2 separate regions of the Mus musculus genome follow, and region 2 is linked to region 1. Evidence: chromatin loops called from intact Hi-C (ENCODE). Cell type or tissue: heart. All regions are shown on one strand.

Region 1 (8,000 bases):
CATGAAATTCATAGGTATTAAATGGATGAAACTAGAAAAAAAAATTGTCCTGAGTAAGGTAACCCAGACCCAGAAAGACAAATATGGTATGAATTTTCTTATATGTTGATGTTAACTGTTACATTTTCAATAAGCAAGCTACAATCCTTTGACCCAAAGAGGTTAGGTACAGAGTAAGGGACTAGGGGGGAGGGAGGGCTCTCTCTAGGAAGGGGAAATAGAATAGATAGTTATGGATGGGTGGGGGAGACTGCAATAGGAGGATCAAACAGGGAGGGGGAAGAGAAAGGCGCCAAGGGAGGGACTAGGAGGAGAAACAGCTAAAATTAAGGGTCATTTGAGGTGTCATATGGAAACCTAAATCAGTACTAAAAGCATCCTAAAATACATACATATAGGAAAGTAATTTAAAACAAATCTCAAAGTAACAGAGGAGGCAGCATTCTAGCTTGCCATCTCTCGTCACCAAATGAAGCTTCCAGTACCAGAATGGGTTACATCTACTTGACTTGTTGACCAAAAGGGTTCCATGTGAGACCCCAAACAGCCCAGGCTACTGGTTTCTTGACACAACTAATGGTAAAACCTTCTTGCAAAAGACAACACATACATACTCATTGAACACAGAGAAGTCAAGCTGGTGCCCACCTGGAACCTTCACCCCCACCGACCTAGTGTTCAGCGTACTGGAAGGAGCTCTGCCTGCTGCCAAAGAGAAAGATAAACACCAATCCAGCTACAATCCCTTTGATCTACAATGATGACTGGCTTGCAAGATTTGAATTTAAGGCCCATGCCATGAAATGGAACCCATTCCTGACACTGGACAAAAACCTGAGACTAAGCAGGTCTGGGTGCCTGAGAAAGCCAAAAAACTCCTGTTCTGCTCAAGGAACAAAACAATGAAATGAGTAACAACATTCTGTTATACACACTGATCAGTGCCTTGCCCAGCCATCATCAGAGATGCTTTCTCCTGCAGCAGATGGGAACAAATACACAGAGCCACAGCCAGACAATGCAGAGAGTGAGAGATCCTGGAATACTTCATCCTAAACAGGATGTCCCCATCAAATCACTCCCCTCAGGTTCAGTGAACTTTTCAGAAGAGGAAATGGAAAGATTTTAAGTGCCAAAGGGTCTGAAGGAAACCAGAGACACAAGGCTTTCTAAACATAGCAGGGCCAATGCACAAACGACTCACAGAAGGTCGTTTGGCCATGGCCAGCATCAGATGGGTTCCAGTGCTGAGAGAAGTGGACACAAACTCCCTTCCCTAACCCAAACCCTATCTCCAATTGATAAATGAAAACCTAGGTTTTTCATCAGTCGCATTGGGGATACGAACCACTCTAAGGGCTGAATGAATTGTTAGGGAGTAGGGCAAAACTCTACAGAATTCTGCATCCTTAGGACCTTGCGGTACACTCCAGCTCGGCCATCACCTCATCATCCCACTGAGGAGCCGCTCATCTTGGATTATCAATACTCCTGAATTCTCCAGCCTGAGCTTCCTTGGCATATTTTGCCACACTTGACTCAATGGATGACTCTTTGCCTTTGTCGGGTCCGACTGCTCCTCCCCAGGGGTCTTTACGGTCCTCCCCTCCCTTACCCCAACTCCTCTCTTCAGCCTCTATCTAATATGGAGAATTCTGGGCTTAGTCCTTGGACCTCTTCTTTCCTACATCTAAATTTTCTAGGAGACTGGAACAAACTTCCTAGCTTCGATACAATATATACACTGGCAGTTCCCAAACTGTTCCAGTCTGGTTTTTTAACCTTAAACCTCAAGACTTTTGTACTTGATTTTGTCTCACTTGATGTCAAACAGGCATCTTAAACCTGGCTCACGTAACCCCAAACTTCTGATCTCTATGAAACCTCATTAATTTCCCACCAAGATACAAACTAAACAAAATCTTCACATTCCATGGGGAAATCCATTCTTCTATCTGCCAGTCCCCATCTCCACCCCCAGAAGTGTTTTTCTTCCAGCTTCTTTCAGCCTCGAGTTTTATATCCCGTCTCACTGGCTTTATCTTAACAATGTTGTATTTCTCACCATGTGCTATGACACTGGGGTTCAAGCACACACCATCTCTCACCAAAATGACAGCAGTTATCTTTCCGCCTACTCTCTCTAACCCCACCCTTGCCTCAGCCCCATAATTACAGTCCGTTCTTAACACAGTAGCGGGACGACTATCAGAAAACTTTACTAATAATATTAGGATTGTTCTGAAGTGGGGTCTCACAACATTCATTGCCCAAGATGGCTTCAAGCTTACAATCCTCCCACCAGAGCTCCCAGAGTGTCTGGGAATTAGACACGGCCAGCCTGCAAATTAAAGTTCTCCTTTAAAGCTGAAAATCCCTTGATTCCAAGATTTGCATTTTTTAAAAGGAATGAATTGAAGACATTTTTTTGCCACATATATTTTTAATTTTTTTTCTAGTATACAAATTTTAAAATTTAAGACAAGGGCTCATGTGATCCAGACTGGCCTAGAACTCAGGTCCATTTTGGAAGAAACCCTTGAACTCTCCTGCCTCCACCATCCAAGTGCTATGATTACAGGCCCAACACAGCATTCCCAGTTTTCCTTTAAACTAAAATAGCCACTTATCCATTGAAATCCTCCAGTAGAACGCAGACTTAAAAGTCCTTTGAATAGCTTTTCAGCCATTTACACCCATCTGTCTTCCCGGTCTGGTTTTACATTCGCTCCAGTTGGCTAGGACACAGTCCTCTTATTCTTGAAAGGCCTGAGCTCTCAACTTCTTCATATCAGTGTTTTGTTTCTCAGGAGTTCAGGTATGTGGTTTCTATATTAGTCTAATCAACCACTAACTCAGAACAGGACACTTCTAAGGGGCATCTCCATCACCATTCATCTACCCGGGGCTGTTCACTACCTTTCCACTTTTCCATAAATCCACCACACTTTGTACATACATATTCTTTTAAAGACAGGGTTTGATGTAGTCCAGGGTGAGCTTTGAGCTCCCACCCCATCCTCCTCACCCCGGGCTGGGATTACAGATGTATGCAACGCCCAGCTTTATACAATACACTTTAAGGAAGTTCCTTAACAGTAACTCCGGAGTTTTGAGAGGTTCCCCTCTGAAAAGGACAGGTGGACAAAGTTTGGGTTGGGGAGCTCAGCTCGCCCATTCCAACAACGGTGCCGGGGCATATGCAGGGGGATGCTAGGAAAAGATGGAAGGAGTTTCTCCCCTGATGTAGAAGCAAATGGGATTGGGGCTCGAAGAAGTCAATGTCTCCAAAGTCACCCAAGGTAATGAATTGATCGCCACCTCCCAAAACCCGTCCGGGACAGGGAGAATGAGGGACCCGCCCAGGACCACAGCTCAGCGACCACAGCACTCATGCGCACGGGGAACGCACGCCGGGGCGGAGCCACGTGGCTCTTCCGCAAGCGCTCCCGGCCGACCGCCCGCCCAGGTCCTCGCGGCGCAGGCGCACCCCCGAAACCCGAGTTGGGAGTTACCGGGTAGAGGTACAGCACCGCTCCCACCAGCGCCAGCAGGAACGTCACGGCGAAGATGGCGAAGTCCAGCATGCTTCCTCTCGCCCGCCCGCGCGGTCCTCGGCCGTGAGCTCCGTGGTGGCGCCCGCAGCTGGGGAGGGAGGTGGCCTCAGGCGGTCGGCGAATAGGAGCCGCGGTCGCCCCGCCACGCCCGTGCTGGGCGTCACCCTTGGTCTGCTGGCGACTCACAGGCCACAAGGAAACCTCCAGGCCCGGGTCCCACCCTGGCCTGGCTAGAATCAAGCTGCGTGCGACACCAGTCCGCTTGCACAAAGTAGACTTAAGTACATTTAAGTAGGACTCACAACCGAAGCCAGTCTCACCTGGACACCTGCATGCATGGCTGAAGAGCTAGGCACCGTTAGATGCTCCTTATTGCTCAAAAGCGCTCCAGTGAACGTGGCTGGTTTCTGTGTTTTGACAGGATCTGACTATGTATCCCTGTCTAGATTGGAACTATGTAGACCAGGCTGGCCTCTGACTAATAGATGCCTTCCTGGTGCTGGAATTAAAGGCGTTAGCCACGGTAGCAGACATTGGGTAGGATTTCTGGCCACGGTGGCAGACAGTGGGTAGGATTTCTGTTACTGATAATTTGCAATAAATTCCTTGAATTTAGCAAGCTCCATTTTCTTCTATGGAAAACTGAAAACCAGAGGCTGGGGAGGTAGATTGCTTTTCTAGTACAAAGTTCTGGCTTCAGTCCCCAGCACCACATAAACCTGGCTGGTTGGCACACATTTGTAATCCCAGCGTCAGAAGGTGGAGGCAAGAAAATCAAGTGTTTAGTCATTTCCAACTACATAACCAATTCCTAGGTTACCTGAGCTCCTGCCTCATTAAATCAAAATCAATTCATTCAAAATAATACCATATAGAGTAGCCAGTGGAGGGTACTATTGGGCGTTCTAGGAAGCACTGAGCACTGGCAAAGCAATGTTGTGTGCTTATGTTTTTCAAACATTGCTTGGTCAGAGCATTACTGTAATTTGAGATCCTTCTGTTCTATCCAACTCAGAAATTTTAACATGGGTTAGTATAAGGTAAAGCCTGATACTTATTGGCACTACATTTAGTGAAAGCATCCTAAAACAATTTATAGATTTTATAGCTTGAATATCAAATTTTCTTGATACCGTTTGGCATGTCATTTGGAATTGCAGTTAGAGCTCCTGTAATGACTACTGCTTAAGAAGGAATCATACCTCACTGAAAACATGCCATATCTTTTTGAAGCTGTAACAATACTTCCACTCAAGATTTCGTCGATTGGAAATCACATTTTTTCCTGTCTTGGGACAAAGCTGTCTACATTGCTCAAGTTGGCCTCAAACGTTTGATTTTGTCTTAGTTTACAAGTCGCTAAAATTTTAGGCATGGGCCACCTCACACAGCAAGAGCTGTGCTTTTAACTCTGAATGTATTTCAAACTGCCCTGAGTGTTTCAAGGGTTTGTTTTTTAAATCGGTTTTAAAGACATTTCTCATCAAAATGATGGCCCACATCAACAGCAGATAAAAATTTGAAATATACAGTGTAGCTACATAACATTAATGATTTACTTATTCTATGTATATGAGTGCTTTATTTGCATGTACACCTGCATGTCAGAAGAAGCCGTCAGATTTCATTACAGATGGTTGTGAGCCACCATGTGGTTGCTGGGAATTGAACTCTGGACTGCAGGAAGAGCAGCTAGTTTAGTGCTCTTAACCACTGAGCCATCTCTCCAGCACCATAGCTATATAACTTTAGGTACCACTTTCTCAAGGTATCTGGTCCTCAACCTTCCCAGTCCCAAATCAAAATCATGCCTGGTACCTGCCTGGTACTGCTCCAGCACTGAGTCCCCCCCCCCACCCCCACCCCCCAACCTGGGTTTTTTAGTCCTAAGTTAGCTCTCAGCCTGGCACCCTCTGGACTTTTCAGTACCCACAGAGGCAGGCCCCAGTGTTTCAGAAATGGAGTCTAAAACTAGACATGAGGATAAGTGTAGATCAGCAGCGGAGCCTTGCTTAGCCTTGGTTCTGGGACTTCTTCTTTCCTAGCTCCACAGAACACCAGAGACAAATAGACAGCAACCAATCTACCTCTTCTTTCTTTAAACTTTAAAAGTAATTTAATAACTATATATAGTGTACATTCACATGTTTTTATATTTAATACCCAAAATTTTTGTCTTGACTTCAACAGGTTAAACTTTTGACACTGTAAATATTCACATATTACAAAGTGTTGCTTCGGGGCTGGTGAGATGGCTCAGAGGTTAAGAGCACAGACTGCTCTTCTTAGGTCTTGAGCTCAAATCCCAGCAACCACATGGTGGCTCACAACCATCCCTAACAAGATCTGACGCCCTCTTCTGGAGTGACTTAAGACAGCTACAACGTACTCACATATAATAAAATAAAATAAATCTTTAAAAAAAAAAAAGGAAAAGAAAGTGTTGCTTCTTTTACAAAAATATAATTTAAATGTAATTCATATTGTAAGCATGTCAGAATCAGAAACACATATGGACAAGTCTATATCTTTATTTACACAGTGCCAGAATTTGTTGAATAACAATAAACTCACAAGCTTTGTTGGATTCCTTGGTTACAATTTACCAACTAGGACTTCTCTTGATAGCTGGCCATTGGCAATCATAGGTCCTTTTACTCCAGTTGTGTGTGTCTGTGTGTGTTTGTGTGTGATGTGTGAGAGTGTACATGTGCACACAAGAATGGTGAACATGCAGAGATCAAAGGACGGTTTTTAAGAATCAGTTCTCTCCTTCCACCATGAGTTCTGGGGGCTGAACTCAAGACATCAGACTTGTATCACAAGTACTCTTACCCTGCTAAGCTCTCTCTCCGGCACCCCAACAACCGTTTTTTGAAAACCGGGTTTCACTTTGGCATCCTGGCTGACCTAGAACTCTCAGAGATCCACCTGCCTGTCTCTGCATTCCAAGAGGATAGTTTAAAGGTGTGTGCCATTGAGATTGATTTTAATGGCCCTTTTATTCCAATCTTTGTTGCTACTATTAAGTCATCCATTATTTCATACAATAAATGTGTATGTATAGGTTACAGAATGACTACAAAGAAAACAAAAGTCTTTCTGGAAGCAGCAGCAGAGAGAACTGATATAGATGTGAAGACAGGGATTCAATGAGATATTAGCACATCCAGTTGGGGCTGATGGAGGCTCAGAGCCAAGAAATAGGTTTGATGAGCTGTACGGGGGCAGTATGTTTGAGACAAGGCACCAGAGCAGCTCAGATGGAGGGATGGCAGTTTGACTGGGCTCAGCAAGCAGTGGGGACAGTCAGGAGTTCCTTGCCTTTTGGTCCTTTGATACAAGCATCTAATATGGTTGGATAATAAGTAAGAGGGGCTGTCCTGACCGTACTGGCTTTTGCCTTTTTGAGACAGGTCTCATATCCCAGGCTGGCCTGGAATTCACTTTGTAGACAAGGCTGACCTCAAACTCAGGAGGATCCTCTACCTCCCAAGTATTGGGATTAAAGGCCTGCACCACCACGTCCACTGTCGATGTCCTTTTTATGGAGCCCAGATAGACTGTTGTGCTCCCTGTTGAGAAGCTATAAGGCCTAGTTTTCTGATGTGGCTTTAATACACACAAGTACCTTAGGAACCTTACCTACTTGGGTAAGTTTATATGTGGGAACTTATTACTTGTAGGAATAGAATTTATCAAGTTATTTCTCAAAAGGCTGGTGCTGGACAGGTGACAGTGTCTACATGCACAAATTAGATAGTCAATTTTGCTACTAATTTTATGGGAATTTGTCTGAATGAAAGTTTTTTGTTCTTGAAAAACAGTTCTCTTACCATTGGTCAACTGTCAATGCAAAACATAGCTCTTAACTTCAAAGAGAATAAGAGATACTTTATTTGAGCCAAATATAGGTGAACATGGTCCAGGAATAGAGTTGGGTTGCCCCAAATAACATGAATCTTTTCTATAGACTTTTATAGTCACAGAAGAAAAGAAAGTGATGTCAGGGCATTCACCAACATACACGAGTACATCAAGTAGGCAAGTGTGGTGGTTTGAATGAGAATGGTTCCCTATAGGCCACTGTTTGAACGTTGTCCACCAGTTGGTGGAATTGTTTGTAAAGGATTAGGAGGTGTGGCCTTGTTGAAGGACGTGTGTTTCTTGGGGTGAGTCTTGAGGTTTCAAAGGCAGCCAGGCCTCCCATTTCTGAGACATGGTATTATTAAATTGTCTGAGTTTGCCTTGAACTAACTCTGTAGTCCACATAAGCCTTGAACTTCTGATCCTCCTGCCTTAGACTCTCAAGTAGTAAGGCTTATAGTTCTGTATCATTAGGCCAAACTCCAAAGGTTTAAAAAAAATTCTCATCAGTTGATTGATGTGATATGAAATGACAATAAAACATAAGCTTTATCATCATTTGAAAACACTTATCTG
Region 2 (8,000 bases), 66 kb before region 1:
TTACAGGGTCACAGACAGCATCAGGACTCTTGCTGGTCAGTCCTTCCATCAGAAGAACCAGCCAAATGTACAGCTGGCGCTGCACACATCAACTATCACCAGTTGTTGTTGTAGTATCAATGTACTACAAACAAATCATGTAAAAATATCATCCTGGGAAAGTACTACAGTAATAAATCCAGTGAATCCCACAACAGAGGACAACCTATGAAACAAAAGTATAAACTCTATCTCAGATACTAAATTAAAAATAGTAGATGGCTTCAAATTCAAAATCTACTTCTAAAAAATAAATATACTTTTACAGTGGGCTGAGTGTACTTCAGTGGTAGCCTGTATTCTTAGCAAGCACAAGACCGAGTTCAGTCCCCAACACCAAAAATGAATAAGTAGAGCCGGGCGTGGTGGTGCCTTTAATCCCAGCACTTGGAGGACAGCCTGGTCTACAAAGTGAGTTCCAGGACAGCCCAGGCTACACAGAGAAACCCTGTCTCAAAAAAAAAAAAAAAAAAAAAAAGAATAAGTATAAGTATAAATAACACACCAACTTTGATACTCTGTAGGCTAGAATTATAAATTTTAAGACAATGTGATCTCTTTCACCTCTCCACTTTATCAATTCATGTACTTTCCCTTTATGTGGCAATTATAATCTCAAATTATGGTAACATTCATCTTTCAAAAACCTTTTTCTTATTAGCTGGCTGCAATTGCAATCTAATCACTTTTCCACTCCCCAATTTCTCTTCTGACAGATAAGACTTTCCCATACTATGTTACACAAGGGAACACAATTAGCACTTTGGGTCTTTTAGGTTTTGCCTCTCCAAGCAGCTGTGACGCCCTGAAAATAAGCATCACCTTTCTACCCACAATTCCCTACAAAGTATAAATTAACTATACTTAGCTCGTCGCACAGTATCCAATAGGAATTAGTTCTAGGACACACTCCCACCCCACCCCAATCCCCACTCCAACCCCATCCTTGGATACTGAAGTCCTTTACATAAAATGGCATAAAATTTACATTCAATCTATCACACATCCTCCCCTAGAGTTCAAATCTGTACATTATTTATACTATATAATAAAATGTACATGGCACGTTAAGTAGTTGTTACACTGTTTGGGAATGACAAGAAGAAGGAAGACTATTTCCTCCTCCCACAAGAAGGGCTGATGGTACATGGTATTGCTATTTAATTTGCTCACAGATCGGTCTCTTGAACTATATTATAAACCCCAGAAGAGTTCAGGATAAGCAATAAAAATCTTTGTTTTGTTTTGATTAAGATGTATTTTATGTATATGAGTACACTGTAGCTGTCTTCAGACACACCAGAAGAGGGCATCAGATCCCATTACAGATGGTTGTGAGCCACCATGTGGTTGCTGGAAACTTAACTCAGGACCTCTGGAAGAGCAGTCAGTGCTCTAAACCATTGAGCCATCTCTCCAGCCTGCAGTAAAACCTTTGAATGCTTCCTACATAGCTCTGTATTTGTAAAGTATCTGACAGACATTTGTGGGGAATTTTGATCAATCTTTGACCAAAGACACACACACTCTTCCTACTGAACACACACTTTCCACCACTTCTTTTTAGGGGAGAAGATTCAATTATGTCTGATTCATTCTCAATACAAATGTTTACAACATAATAGTAGAGTTCAGTGTGTGTATAACCAAATAAAATCTAAGCACATTGTCTTTGACTAACAATGTGGTCCTCAAAAAACTTAAGATCCTATAAATTGCAGCATCTGGGTTTTTTTGTTTTGGTTTTTTGGGGTTTTTTTTTTTTTTCCAATTCATACTCAGATTTGAGAATGTTTTCAATACAACTGCTGTTAAGGATATCTGCAGGGACGGGAGTAGGGACAAGAACATTAAAATACAGCTAACAGTTTAAGCATCACGCTTCCATTCCATTTTATCCAAAGAATTTAAACGGGAGTAAAAAAAATGTAGACACAACCTGTAATTCAGTATAAGCCCTACGGAAAACAAGAGATACTGGATTTGCATACCATGAGTTAATTTTTAAAGTGTTGCTTCACAAAATTTTTACATTTATCCCATGACCAGCTGGTTCTCATCTCACCAATGCCCCGCCCCACACACACTTCTCACCTTCCTACACACACATACACTGAAGTCCCTGGGCCAAACCAATCATCATGGGAAAAAAACTAAACCATGTGGTTCGTTTCCCTAATTCTTTGTGAAAATAGTCATAGTTCTTTTTTCCCCAAAGGAAAATTACCTATTCTAACGAGACCTGAGAAGGAAAGGCAGCTCATTATCAGTTTCCCATTCTCCACAGGGAGGAGAAAAAAAAAATGGTATTAACTTGCAATAAGAGACAGCCGTTCCACCATGCCCCTTTTACATTTTAAAAATGTTTAAACTTAAGGGTTAAGAATTTTTGTTTTGTCTTCAGGGTACATTCGCAGGAATGGAGAAGTGAGGCATTTCACTTTGCAGAAAAAGGACCCCTTAATAAAAAGGGGGTCCCTCGGAATTTGGGCAGGGGGTAACCTATCCCTCTGTCACACAAGCCTGCCATCGAGCAAGATCCCGTTAGACAGAAAACGCCACTCGCCACCTCCCCCGCCATCCGGAACACTGACAGGAGAGGACTGCGGGGGCGACGGGGCAGAGGCGAGGGGGCGGGACGCCACGCACCGCACGGCACCGCACCGGTCACTCGCACGGGGCTGCTGGGGCCTGGTGGCGACCCTCGCTCCCTGCAGCCGCCGCCCTCGCCCTGTCCCTACCCCGGCGCGGCTCCCTGGACCGAGCACCGCGCGGCCTCCCCCGCTCGCCATCGCCCCGCGCGCCCCTCACAGCCCGCGTCCTGCCGCGCCGAGCCGCGCGAGGGGCCGCGTCGCATCGCACCTGGATGTAGTTATTCTCGCAGTAGTCGGCCACCCGCTCCAGATTCGTGTAGCTGTCGAAGAGAGCCCGGCGGCCCCCCGGGATTTCCTCTTCCAGCAGCATCTGCAGCTCCGCCATCTTCACATCCTTCTCTTCCTCCTCCTCCTCCTCCTACTCCTCCTCATACAGCCCGCAGAGGCAGCGGCCGCGACGCCCGGGAGAGGAGGAGCAGCGGCGGACGCGGCGGGAATCGGGAGGAGCGAGCGGCTACCCCCCCACACACACCCTACGGCGCGCGACGAGGGAGGGGGCGGAGGGGAATGGAGGCGGGGCGCGAGCCGACGGGCCGCGAGGACGGTCACCGCGGCGACGGGCGCGCGCACGCGCGCTCCCCTCCACCCGCCCCCAGCGCCCGAAAAAGATTCCCACCCGCGCCGCCCCTCCCCCACTTCCGGCGTCTCCTAGCGACGGGAGGGCGGGGGCCGGGATGCGCGCGGGAGCGGGGCTCTGGGTTAACCCTTCGGCCCCGCGCGGCCTTCCTGGGTCTGGGAGTCCTCAGCAGCCTTTGTTAGCCGGGCGGGAATGCACCTCTGCTCCCTGCTGCTTCACGCCGCCGCCCCCCATCTTCACCTCTGCACTTCACCCGGGGCCGGAACCCTGCGGAGGTCATCTGCCTGAGGAAGCTCGCCTAGGGAGAGGACACAGTGTCTTCACAAGCTCTGTGAAAGATAACACCTCATCCGAACAGGCAGAGCCACTGAACTTCCAGGCAGCTCTAAATACCACCTTGAACCTCATCGGCTTCTTTACAAATTGCAGTTACCTAGTCCCAAACCTATTCGTTCGTTCATTCATTCATTCATTCATTCACTCCCTTCCGTCCCCTGTCCTGTCCTCTCTTTCTTCTTGGCATGGTCTCCTGTATAGACCGGGCTGACTGGAATTACAGCCACATGCTGTGGTTGCCCAGCCTGGGCCTCCTCCTCACTTCACTTTTTTTAAAATTTCGATGGTGGTTTTGCTGGTACTATTTTATTTATTCACATGGTTGTAGCATGAATAAGATTAAACGAACAATGACAAACGTGCGTTTTTTTCAGATTAAGTACTACAAATTCAAGGACGTTCATCCTGGTCTTGTTATCCAGATATCTAATCTTTTTTCATAAATATGATTGGCCCACACCGTGAAACTTGAAAAAAATAAATAAAACTGACACCTTCTGTGATATCAAGACCACAATCTTTGTTAGTTCTGTGGAAACCCAAAGGGCACCCACCATCTTAGAGGGGTTTAGAGTTTAGGATTTGTGGTTTCAACTTTTATTGCTCTTGCTGTCACTTGGCCTCCTGTGATCAAATTTCAGATGATGAGGGAACGATTATACATTCCTAGAAAAAAATCAAATGCACTCGCTCACATATTTGTGGAGTAAACCCTGTGTTGTTACGTTGGCTTTATGATAAATACATTACCAATATGCGTGAGCTTTTGCCGCAGAGCCTAAAACAGTATTTTTAAATGATGATGTGGTCCACCTGGATCTATTGTTCAGCACTTTAAACACCTGTCTTAGTGTGAATGTTCTAAGTGTGAGAAGCTTGTTAAAAACAAAAGGGAGAGCTGGGGTTTGTAGCTGAGTTTAACTATGTGTGGAAAAAGAAGAGAAGCCTAAAGTGTGTGGAGGGGGATAGTTATGTATAGACACATGCACTTGTTTCAGGAAATGAGGTACAAACAGGTGAAGAAAACAAACATCAGATCAGACTCTTATACAAACCAGTAAATCAAAAAACTGTGTTGATGGGTCTGGAGAGATGGTTCAGCCGTGAGAGCACACACTGTTCTTCCAGCGGATCAGAGTTTGGCTCCCAACATCCGTGTCATGCTGTTCACAATCACTGCAGGAGATACAACACCCTGACTTGTCATTCACTGGTACCTGCACTCATGTGCCATACACTCAGATAGAAACACACACATAAACAAGAAAATGTTTTTAAAAGTTTGTTAATGTAAAAATTGTAGTTTTCATCTTAAAGGAAATAGGGGAGGGTTTATTCTGGAGCCATTTGAGTGACTTTGGCCAGGAAACACAGACTTTAGGCTACCTCAAATTCCATGTTCCAGCGTGGAAAGAGTTTCATCATGTTTTTGTAGTTTTACAGAATAAAAGTTGTAAATGGAAGCAATTTTAAAATACACTGGTGGGTACATCAGAGAAGCAGATACATCAAAATCAGAGGGGCCTTTCAACAAGCTCATCTTTTAGATTGGTTGAAGCTAGTTGCCTGCTGAGTTAATAAATGTTAAAAGGTCTCTTTTTATCTGTTGTCACAAGATGTTAGTTCCAACATGGCAGGGGAGAGTTGTTTGCAAGGAATGTCTCTCCGGAAAGCCAGGACTTAGCCCATGATAAGAGAATTAGCCTCCGGACCTGCACTATCCCAGCGTTTCCACAGTGCAGGAATTCTAATCAGCCAGCCAGCCCGTCTCTACAAATATAGATTTCTTCCACTTTTCTTTCACCACCAGATGCAGCTTCTATTCAAGGTTCCCTTCAAATCTACTAGATACCTTGAAAGCAGACAGGATCCTTCCCTGCTATACTTTTTCCTGACTAGCATTCTTTCAAATGCTGCCTAGCAAAACAAATTTCCTGAGAGAGGATTCACCAAATCGCCAAGGGAAAACTGGAATGCTCTCTCTAATTTGGGACAGCTTCTTTGGCTCTTTAAGGAATCAGAACTAGGATTGTAGCTCAGTGGTAGAGAACTTGGCTATTTTCATGCTGTCTTTAAAACTCGGAAGTCTGAGGGCCCAAGGATGTAGGCATACATTTTTGTTGCCACTAAGAAGGATTTTCTAAAAAGAAAGAAAACAAGCACAAAAAACTATGAATTAAGGTCCAGGACCATATTGTGTACCTCTTGAAAACTATCACTAATTGCCCATACTTCTTTAAGCTGATGAGCATAATTGAAATCTATTGAGTTTTAAAGTTTTTCAGATAAACTGTTATGGTAAGACAAATCCATTTAAGCCATCAAAAAGTAACAAGATAAAAGTACTTATTTAATGTGAACTCCATTTGAATAAAAGCAAGCCTCTGGGGCAAGAAAACTTTAAATAAAATAATGTTAGCTGGACAGTGATGGTGTATACCTTCAATCCCAGTGTTCTGGAGGCAAAGGCAGATGGATCTCTGTGAGTTGGAGGCCAGCCTGGTCTACAGAGATAGTTCCATGACAGCCAGGGCTACACTGTGAAACCTGTTTTGAAAACAAGCAAACAAACAAAATTCCCGAGAACAATCTATCTCTGGATGTGTAACATTCAGGTCCCTCCACGTCACTGACATTCTTATCCAATCTTGCAGGAGTTTCAATGAAAGGTACAGTCCTTTTCAGAAAACCTTGTTCATAATATCATTTCCACCTTCACAGAAATATCTTACAAAAAAGGATAAGTAATAGTAATATTAAAAATAATCAAGTACTCTATGTCAGATTTCAGTTAGTATTTCACAAGAGTCAATTCCCATTAATATTGCCAAGGTGGCTTTATAGTTTCCATTTATAGACAGAAAAACCAAGGGAACACAAAAATATATTTAGAGATTGTGGACTTAGGACTTACATATTGGTTTGACCTTTTAAAAATGTTTTTCTTTTCCGTTATGCCATGTTGTCAAACTTCCAATATTTTAGCTCTATAAATGCCATCCTTCGAGTGTAGACACTAGTAATGCCTACTGATCACACATTATGTAACCTCTTATAAGAGGAGGGAAGGCTAGACCCATTCAACAAAAGAGCCTTTGCGTGTTTACAGAGTGTGGTGGTTTGACTAGGAGTGACCCTCATAGGTTCAAATATTTGAACACTTGCTTGTAGGGTGTGGCACTACTTGACTGGGATTAGGAGGTGTAGCCTTGTTGAAGTAGGTGTGGCCTTGTTGGAGGATGTCACTGAGGTGGGCATTGAGGTTTCAAAAGCCCAAGAGAGACCCGGAATCTCTTTCTGCTGTCTTGGGATTTGGTTGTGGAACTCTCAGCTTCTTCTTCAGCACCATGTCTATCTTCCTGCCTGCATACCACCATGCTTCCCACCACAGTGACAATGGACTTAAACTCTGTAAATGCAAGCAAGCTCCAATTCAATGTGCTGTGGATGAATAACACAGAACATTGCAATAAATTCAAGCCCTATCTCTCAGTTTTTCCTCTTGTCAAACATCCTTAAAATATGAATCCCAAACTTAACTCCATATTCCACTACAGCAAAGTGCCACGAGACAACAATCCTAACACATTTTTTGGGACTTGTCAACATGTATGGAGATTATTAATAAAAATAAAAGAGGGGTCAGAAATAGGAGGGAAAGACGTAAGGTTCTGAGAATAGTAGAGTAAAAGGCCAGGAAACAACCCTTGAAAACATAAAGATGCTGGAATTACAGGCATAGGCCATCACACCCAGTTTGTGCAGTAGTAGGGGCTGAGCCCAGGGCCACATGCATACTGGACAAGCATTCTACCATCTGAACCACATCACTAGCAACCAGTACCACCACAAGTCAGGGGGAAATAAAAATGCTAGAATTATTACATGAAAGCCTGAAAAAAAATAAGTTAGATTATAATACAAGAACAAATACCACATAACTTTAAATTTTTAAAGTTTTATAATTATAAAAAGAAGCATGAGTATATCGCACTGGGATTTCTTTCTCTTTTTTTAAAGATTTATTTGTGTGTGTGTGTGTGTGTGTGTGTGTGTGTGTGTGCTCTATCTGCATGTATGTCTGCAGGCCAGAAGAGTGCATCAGATCCCATTACAGATGGTTGTGAGCCACCTTGTGGTTGCTGGGAATCTAACTCAGGACATCTAGAAGAGCAGACAGTGTTCTTAACTGCTGAGTCAGCACTCTAGCCCTAACATTGGAATTTCAATGAAGTTTCTAATGATTTATTTATTTTTACTAGATGTGCATTGGTATTTGGTCTGCATATATATTTGTACAAGGGTGTTAGATCCCCTGGAACTGAAGTTACAGACAGTTATGAGCTGTCATGTGGGTCCTGGGAATTAAAACCAGGTCCTCTGAAGAACAGCCA

Evidence for each region. Hi-C counts contacts between places; a loop is a spot of excess contacts. Peaks named below come from ENCODE experiments on the same cell type or tissue, not always from the same donor. Only the 100,000 strongest peaks of a DNase experiment are listed, where the experiment ranks them.
Region 2: it touches region 1 in a loop (6-fold over the local background); 13 of 42 quality-filtered maps call a loop at or near these places.

What each region holds. Positions count from the first base shown.
Region 1 is chr1:60,338,973-60,346,972 of GRCm38, reverse strand. It overlaps Cyp20a1 (cytochrome P450, family 20, subfamily a, polypeptide 1), which reads right to left and starts at 3,673. Exons shown (of 13, transcript NM_030013.3): 1 at 3,516-3,673. The coding sequence starts at 3,587. In heart, a CTCF peak has its summit at 3,602; a DNase peak (open chromatin) is centred at 3,462; H3K4me3 peaks cover 2,220 bases; H3K27ac peaks cover 3,279 bases.
Region 2 is chr1:60,404,821-60,412,820 of GRCm38, reverse strand. Abi2 (abl-interactor 2) reads right to left here and starts at 3,202. Exons shown (of 12, transcript NM_001198570.1): 1 at 2,902-3,202. The coding sequence starts at 3,018. In heart, CTCF peaks have their summits at 1,302 (motif pointing right) and 7,754 (motif pointing left); a DNase peak (open chromatin) is centred at 3,190; H3K4me3 peaks cover 2,198 bases; H3K27ac peaks cover 3,609 bases.